Regions from separate parts of the Homo sapiens genome. Here region 1 is linked to region 2. Evidence: chromatin loops called from intact Hi-C (ENCODE). Cell type or tissue: OCI-LY7. All regions are shown on one strand. Links, peaks and the distances in the headings refer to the core of each region. The heading gives the core; the rest is flanking DNA.

The links. A loop is a pair of places that touch in the nucleus more often than their neighbours do. Peaks named below come from ENCODE experiments on the same cell type or tissue, not always from the same donor. Only the 100,000 strongest peaks of a DNase experiment are listed, where the experiment ranks them.
Region 1: it touches region 2 in a loop (4-fold over the local background); 22 of 110 quality-filtered maps call a loop at or near these places.

The regions. Positions count from the first base shown.
Region 1 is chr9:130,037,164-130,040,082 of GRCh38, reverse strand. All of the region lies in intron 1 of FNBP1 (formin binding protein 1), which reads left to right. Among named protein-coding and RNA genes, the nearest start is that of FNBP1, 4.6 kb to the left of the region's middle. RefSeq lists an enhancer at 535-654. In OCI-LY7, for the core only: CTCF peaks have their summits at 1,392 and 1,594; DNase peaks (open chromatin) are centred at 392, 1,382 and 1,710; H3K4me3 peaks cover 2,500 bases; H3K27ac peaks cover 2,500 bases.
Region 2 is chr9:129,987,816-129,990,734 of GRCh38, reverse strand. All of the region lies in intron 2 of FNBP1 (formin binding protein 1), which reads left to right. Among named protein-coding and RNA genes, the nearest start is that of FNBP1, 54 kb to the left of the region's middle. RefSeq lists a silencer at 671-965 and an enhancer at 1,715-1,764. In OCI-LY7, for the core only: no CTCF peak of the experiment used is centred there; DNase peaks (open chromatin) are centred at 244 and 1,484; H3K4me3 peaks cover 2,399 bases; H3K27ac peaks cover 2,500 bases.

The sequences.
Region 1 (2,919 bases), core at 250-2,749, 49 kb before region 2:
CAGCGGAGGGCAGTGATTAAGGGTTTTCCTTGAATGGTGGCTTTGGAATCATGCACATGTATAATGAGATAATGATGGGGCGCTCAAGCCAAACTTGGCAGAATTATTCTTCTAGATGGAGAAAGAGCTATGGTTTGGGTGGCCATGAATTATTTGTAACAGGTGGTTGCAGCTTTCAGGGACCTTCACAAATACTATCAGATTTTACATACATTTTAGGACTTCAGGTTAAAATCAATATAGGCTTTTAGAAACTACAGGTTTCTAATGTGCATTTTACACTGAAGACCTGCTCCTAAGCCACATCCTGCTTTGTAGAGGGAGTAAAACCTTTCTCTTCCTCTTTCTTTTTTACTTTTTCTTTAACCCCTCCATAGAAATAAACTTTCTTTTTTTTTTTTTTTTTGAGACAAAGCTTCGCTCTTGTTGCCCAGGCTGGAGTGCACTGTCACGATCTTGGCTCACTGCAACTTTCACTTCCCAGGTTCTAGTGATTCTCTTGCCTTAGCCTCCTGAGTAGCTGGGACTACAGGTGTGCATTATCACACCTGGCTAATTTTTTCTATTTTTAGTAGAGATGGGGTTTCACCATGTTGGCCAGGCTGGTCTCGAACTCCTGACCTCAAGTGATCTGCCCGCCTCGGCCTCCCAAAGTGCTGGGATTACAGGCGCGAGCTACCTCGCCCAGGCTTACATGGCCATTTTGAAGTGATTGGGTTCTAATAAAATAGTTTACAACTCTTCATAACATAGCTCTTCATAACATTGCCTTTTAATCAATTTTCAAAATTTTTATTGAACAACTATGGTGTGCACAAGACACCAGTCTGAATCTGTTGTAAGTTACATTATATACATTGAAAGATATCTACGTGGAAGCATAGAAAGTAGGTTTTACCTCTAGCTTGTAACATCAGAGTCAAAAGAAAAATGTTTGTATGTAAAATTAACCAAAATACATTTACTCAAGACTTGTTAAAAAGGCAGTGTTAGTAAGGTAAATATGTTCACTGACTTGTTGAAGTTGTGGCTGGTTGTTGGAGAAATGGCAAAGCAAGAGTTGCTTACATTTGAATGTTTTTTTTTTCTTGCCTACTTACTGAGGGAAGTGACAGGTTACTGAAGTGTTAGTTCAGCTTTTTATTAGCTTGCTTATTAGTGTGAAGTATGAATAAATCCATTGGAAAATTAAGCCTTCCTCGTAATTATTCTCTTTGCAGCTAACAAATTATTCAGTGACAGAACCTGGTTTTGCTGCCTCCTAGTATCCTCTCTGTCTTTATTTATTTGCTCTGGTGCTAATGAGAAATGAAGTATGTACAAGAAAGAGAACAGAGAAACCTGAATAATGCATATTGGTTAGCATAGTAAGAAGCCACATGTGGGCTGGGCGCGGTGGGTGGCTGACGCCTGTAATCCCAGAACTTTGGGAGGCCAAGGCGGGCAGATCACGACATCAGGAGTTTGAGACCAGCCGGACCAAGATGGTGAAACCCCATCTCTACTAAAAATACAAAAATTAGCCGGGCGTGGTGGTCCACGCAGGTAATCCCAGCTACTCGGGAGGCTGAGGCGGAGAATCGCTTGAACCCGGGAGGCGGAGGTTGCAGTGAGCCGAGATGGCGCCATTGCACTCCGCCCTGGGCGACAGAGCGACTCTGTCTCAAAAAAAAAAAAAAAAAAGAGCCACCTGTGTTGATTGTATGTCTTTTTTTTTTTTTTTTGAGACGGAGTCTCACTCTGTCGCCCAGGCTGGAGTGCAGTGGGTCGCACGATCTCTGCTCACTGCAAGCTCCGCCTCCCGGGTTGACGCCATTCTCCAGCCTCAGCCTCCGGAGTAGCTGGGACTACAGGCGCCCGCCACCACGCCCGGCTAATTTTTTTGTATTTTTAGTAGAGACAGGGTTTCACTGTGTTAGCCAGGATGGTCTCGATTTCCTGACCTCGTGATCTGCCCACGTCGGCCTCCCAAAGTGCTGGGATTACAGGCGTGAGCCACCGCGCCCGGCCGACTGTATGTAATTTTTTTTACCTGTGATTTTTAGAACCATGCCAGGCATATAATATACATTCATCTGTTGAATATGTTGACCCTGATCGTGGTGTGCACTTTCAAGAGGCAGCCGTTTGAGGATTGTCTACCAACTGTACTGGGAACAATGCCTGACTCTGTGTAGGAGTTCAATAAATATTTATTGGATAAATGAATAAATCCCTTTTTTTCCTTTTGTTTTAACATTTGCTTTTTAAAAATAATGGGAAGATAATTATAACACCTTTCTGCACTTCGGCAGTTGTAAAATATATATATAATTTTAGGTATCTTTTTGGAAAATAGACTATTTTTTAGAGCAGTTTCGGTTCATAGCAAAATTGAGAAGGTACAGAGATTTTCCATATCCTTTCTGCCCCCAAATACACACAGTCTAAGTACCTTTTTTGCCTTTAAAGTAGGGTTTGAAAAATTATCCCTTCTCTGTTGTTCATTCTACTTAGGCATGATATGTGTACATATCTTTATATAAGAACACTTTATAGTGTGTTGAATTTTTTTCCCTAGTGTGTCGAAATTTTAAACTAGTTTTTTAATCTTAAAGTAACAAATTATTAACAGTTCCAGGTATTGGATAATTATTACCTCTTCTTACTGCCCTTGAATGCTAAATTGGAGAACCCTATTAACAATCGTCCCTAGCTCTTCTACTGCTCTTTTTTCTTTTTTCTTTTTCGAGATGGAGTTTTGCTCAGTCACCCAGGCTGGCGTGCAGTGGCGCGATCTCAGCTCACTGCAACTTCTGCCTCCCAGGTTCAAGTGATTCTCATGCCTCAGCCTCCTGAGTAGCTGCAGGCCCCCACCACCATGCCCTGCCAATTTTTGTATTTTTCATACTAGAGATGGGGTTTCACCACGTTGACCAG
Region 2 (2,919 bases), core at 221-2,720:
CTAACTAGTTTCCCTTATTCTACCTCTATCCCCTATTCCCTGATTTCTACAGAGCAGCCAGATTACAGTATTCCTCTGTTCAAAATTCCAGTGCGTCCCCATTTCATTCAGAGTAAATCCAAAAACCTTACGGTGAAAGTCCTCCAAAACCTTGTATAATCTGGTTCCCACACCTTTCTGACATCATCTGTTTTAACTCTCTTCCTCCTCCTCTCTGCTGTAACCATACAGAGGCCTCCTTCCTGTTTTTTGTACATGCCAGGCATCCCCTCACCCGAGAGCTATTGCGCTAGCCCTTCCATGTAGATATCACCTATGTGTTCTTCCCCAGGCTCCAAGTGGCTGACTCCCTCTCCTGCTTCCAGTTTCTGCTCAGTGAGGCCCACCTCGTCCCTTAGCCCACTTAGCCTGCTTTGCTTTTTCAGTTTTCCTATATTACTGGTAACTTTCTACCATTTTATATAGTTTTCTTGTTTAGTTTTGAAAATTGACAAAATATGTATTTCTATATTATTTGTATATAAAATTGTATATATTTATGGTATACATGATGTCTTGAAATATGTATACGCTGCAGAATGCCCAAATCAGGCTAATTAACATATGCATTACTACTCAAACTTAATATTTTTTTTGTGGGAAGAACATTAAAATCTACTCTTCTAGCAATTTAGCAACCCCTCCCCTCCCCTCCCCTTCCCTCTTTCTTGAGACAGGGTCTCACTCTGTCACCCTGGGTGGAGTGCAGTGGCACGATCTTGGCTCACCTCCCGGGCTCAAGTGAACCTCCCACCACAGCCTCCCAAGTAGCTGGGACCACAGGAATGCGCTGCCACACCCGGCTAATTTTTGTATCTTTTGCAGAGACAGAATTTCACCATGTTGCCCATGCTGGTCTTGAACTTCTAGGTTCAAGCGATCCTCTGACCGAGGCCTCCCAAAGTGCTGGGATTACAGGTGTGAGCACCCGGCCTGGCAATTTTCAAGTATACAATACATTGTTATTAACTGGAGACACAATGTTGTACAATAGATCTCTTGAACTTATTTCTCCTACAATTTTGCCTCATTTGAATAACATCTCCCCAAACCTTCCCAGAGAAATCTGGGTATTATATTTACTGCGCATTGTCTCCTGCAGCCTCTCAGCTAGAATGCAAGCCCCTTAAGGGTGGAGATCTTTGGGTTGTGCTCACTAATGTGTCATAGTGCAGAACAGTGCCTGGCACATAGTAGGTGCCCAGTAAATATTTGTAGATTGTGAGTGAATCGGTAGGGTACAGGCCTAAGATATTTAGCCAGCTTTGCTTTATGGGGAATTATGTGTTTGCACCGGCCTGTGAGAGCTGATGAGATTTTAACAACAAAAAGTAGAACAACAAGGTGCCAGCCGAGTTTCAATCACTAGGGATGCTTGAATGAACGAGACACAGGAAGTGCCTGAACCTGGAGTGCTCACCTTTCACAGCAGAAAACAGAACTGCATGCAAATTAGCAAAGAATTCGAGCATTTAAAGATAGCATGTATGACTCCAAATATGTAAACGCAGTGATGTGATAGAGATTGAAGTGGGGGTGGTTACTGAGCTAGGCTGGTCAGGGAAAACCCATCACTTGAGAAGTGAATTACAAAAAGAAGCCAGACATGTAAGGATGTGGGGGGAGAGAGTGCAAAGGTCCTGAGACGGGAACATGTAGAAGGAATAGAAAGGCCAGTGTGGCTACAGAATATTCAACAGATACTTGGTTGAAATAGTAATATGATGTTGAAAAATCATTGTGGCCTTTGGGAGAGATAACTATCATTAAATATTTTTTTTCTGCATTGCAGGGGAGAATGCTAACTTATTTTAGACATAAACGTGAGACTTTGATTCCTGTAGGTCAGGTCTTAGCATGGGCCAAATCCATCCACTACTTGGTTTTGTAAATAAAGATTTGTTGGAATGTTGCCGTGCCCATGTGTATTGTCTATGGCCACTTTTGCAAACAATTGGCAATTGAGTAGTTGCAAAAGAGATGCATTTACCTGCAAGTCTGAATTTTTTTTTTCTCTTCGAGATGGAGTCTCGCTCTGTCACCCAGGCTGAAGTGCAGTGGTACAATCTCAGCTCACTGCAACCTCCACCTCCAGGGTTCAAGCGATTCTCCTGCCTCAGCCTCCTGAACAGCTGGGACTACAGGCGCACACCACCATGCCTGGCTAATTTTTGTATTTTTAGTAGAGACAGGATTTCACCATATTGGCCAGGCTGGTCCTAGACTCCTGACCTTGTGATCCACCTGCCTCGGCCTCCCAAAGTGCTGGGATTACAGGCATGAGCCACCGCACCTGGCCCTGAAATATTTACTTTCTGGTCCTTTACAGAAAAAGTTTGCCAACCCCTGAGGTCACTATCTATTCAAGGTAGTATAGGTTGAAATTCCTAATATAATTTTTTTTTCTGAGTCTGAACAACCTAATTTTATTTATTTTTGAGACAGTTTCTGTCACCCAGGCTGGAGTGCAGTGGCATGATCTCCAGTCCCTTTCCAGAAACTATGGCCCATGACACTCCATTAGCAGAGTAACAGGGCCTGCTCAACCTCACCCTCACTGCTGCTTTCTGTTTCCAAACCGATCTTTGTCAATTTGCTACTTAACAACTGGTACATCTAGGTCTTAAATTGCATTTCTCTTAGTATGCATGGGGGTTGAACATCTTTTGATACATTTGAGCCATTTATGGTTTTAAAAAATGAACCATTCAAGTCTTGGTCTGTTTTTAATTGGAGCTCATTGTATATAGAGGGTAACTAGGTAGAAATCATATTATACAACAAATTGCATATCGTATATATCATATATATAAAGAAATGAATTTAAATTTAACAGTACAAACGACAGTAAAGTGAAACTGAGGGATGCGCTAAGCTTTA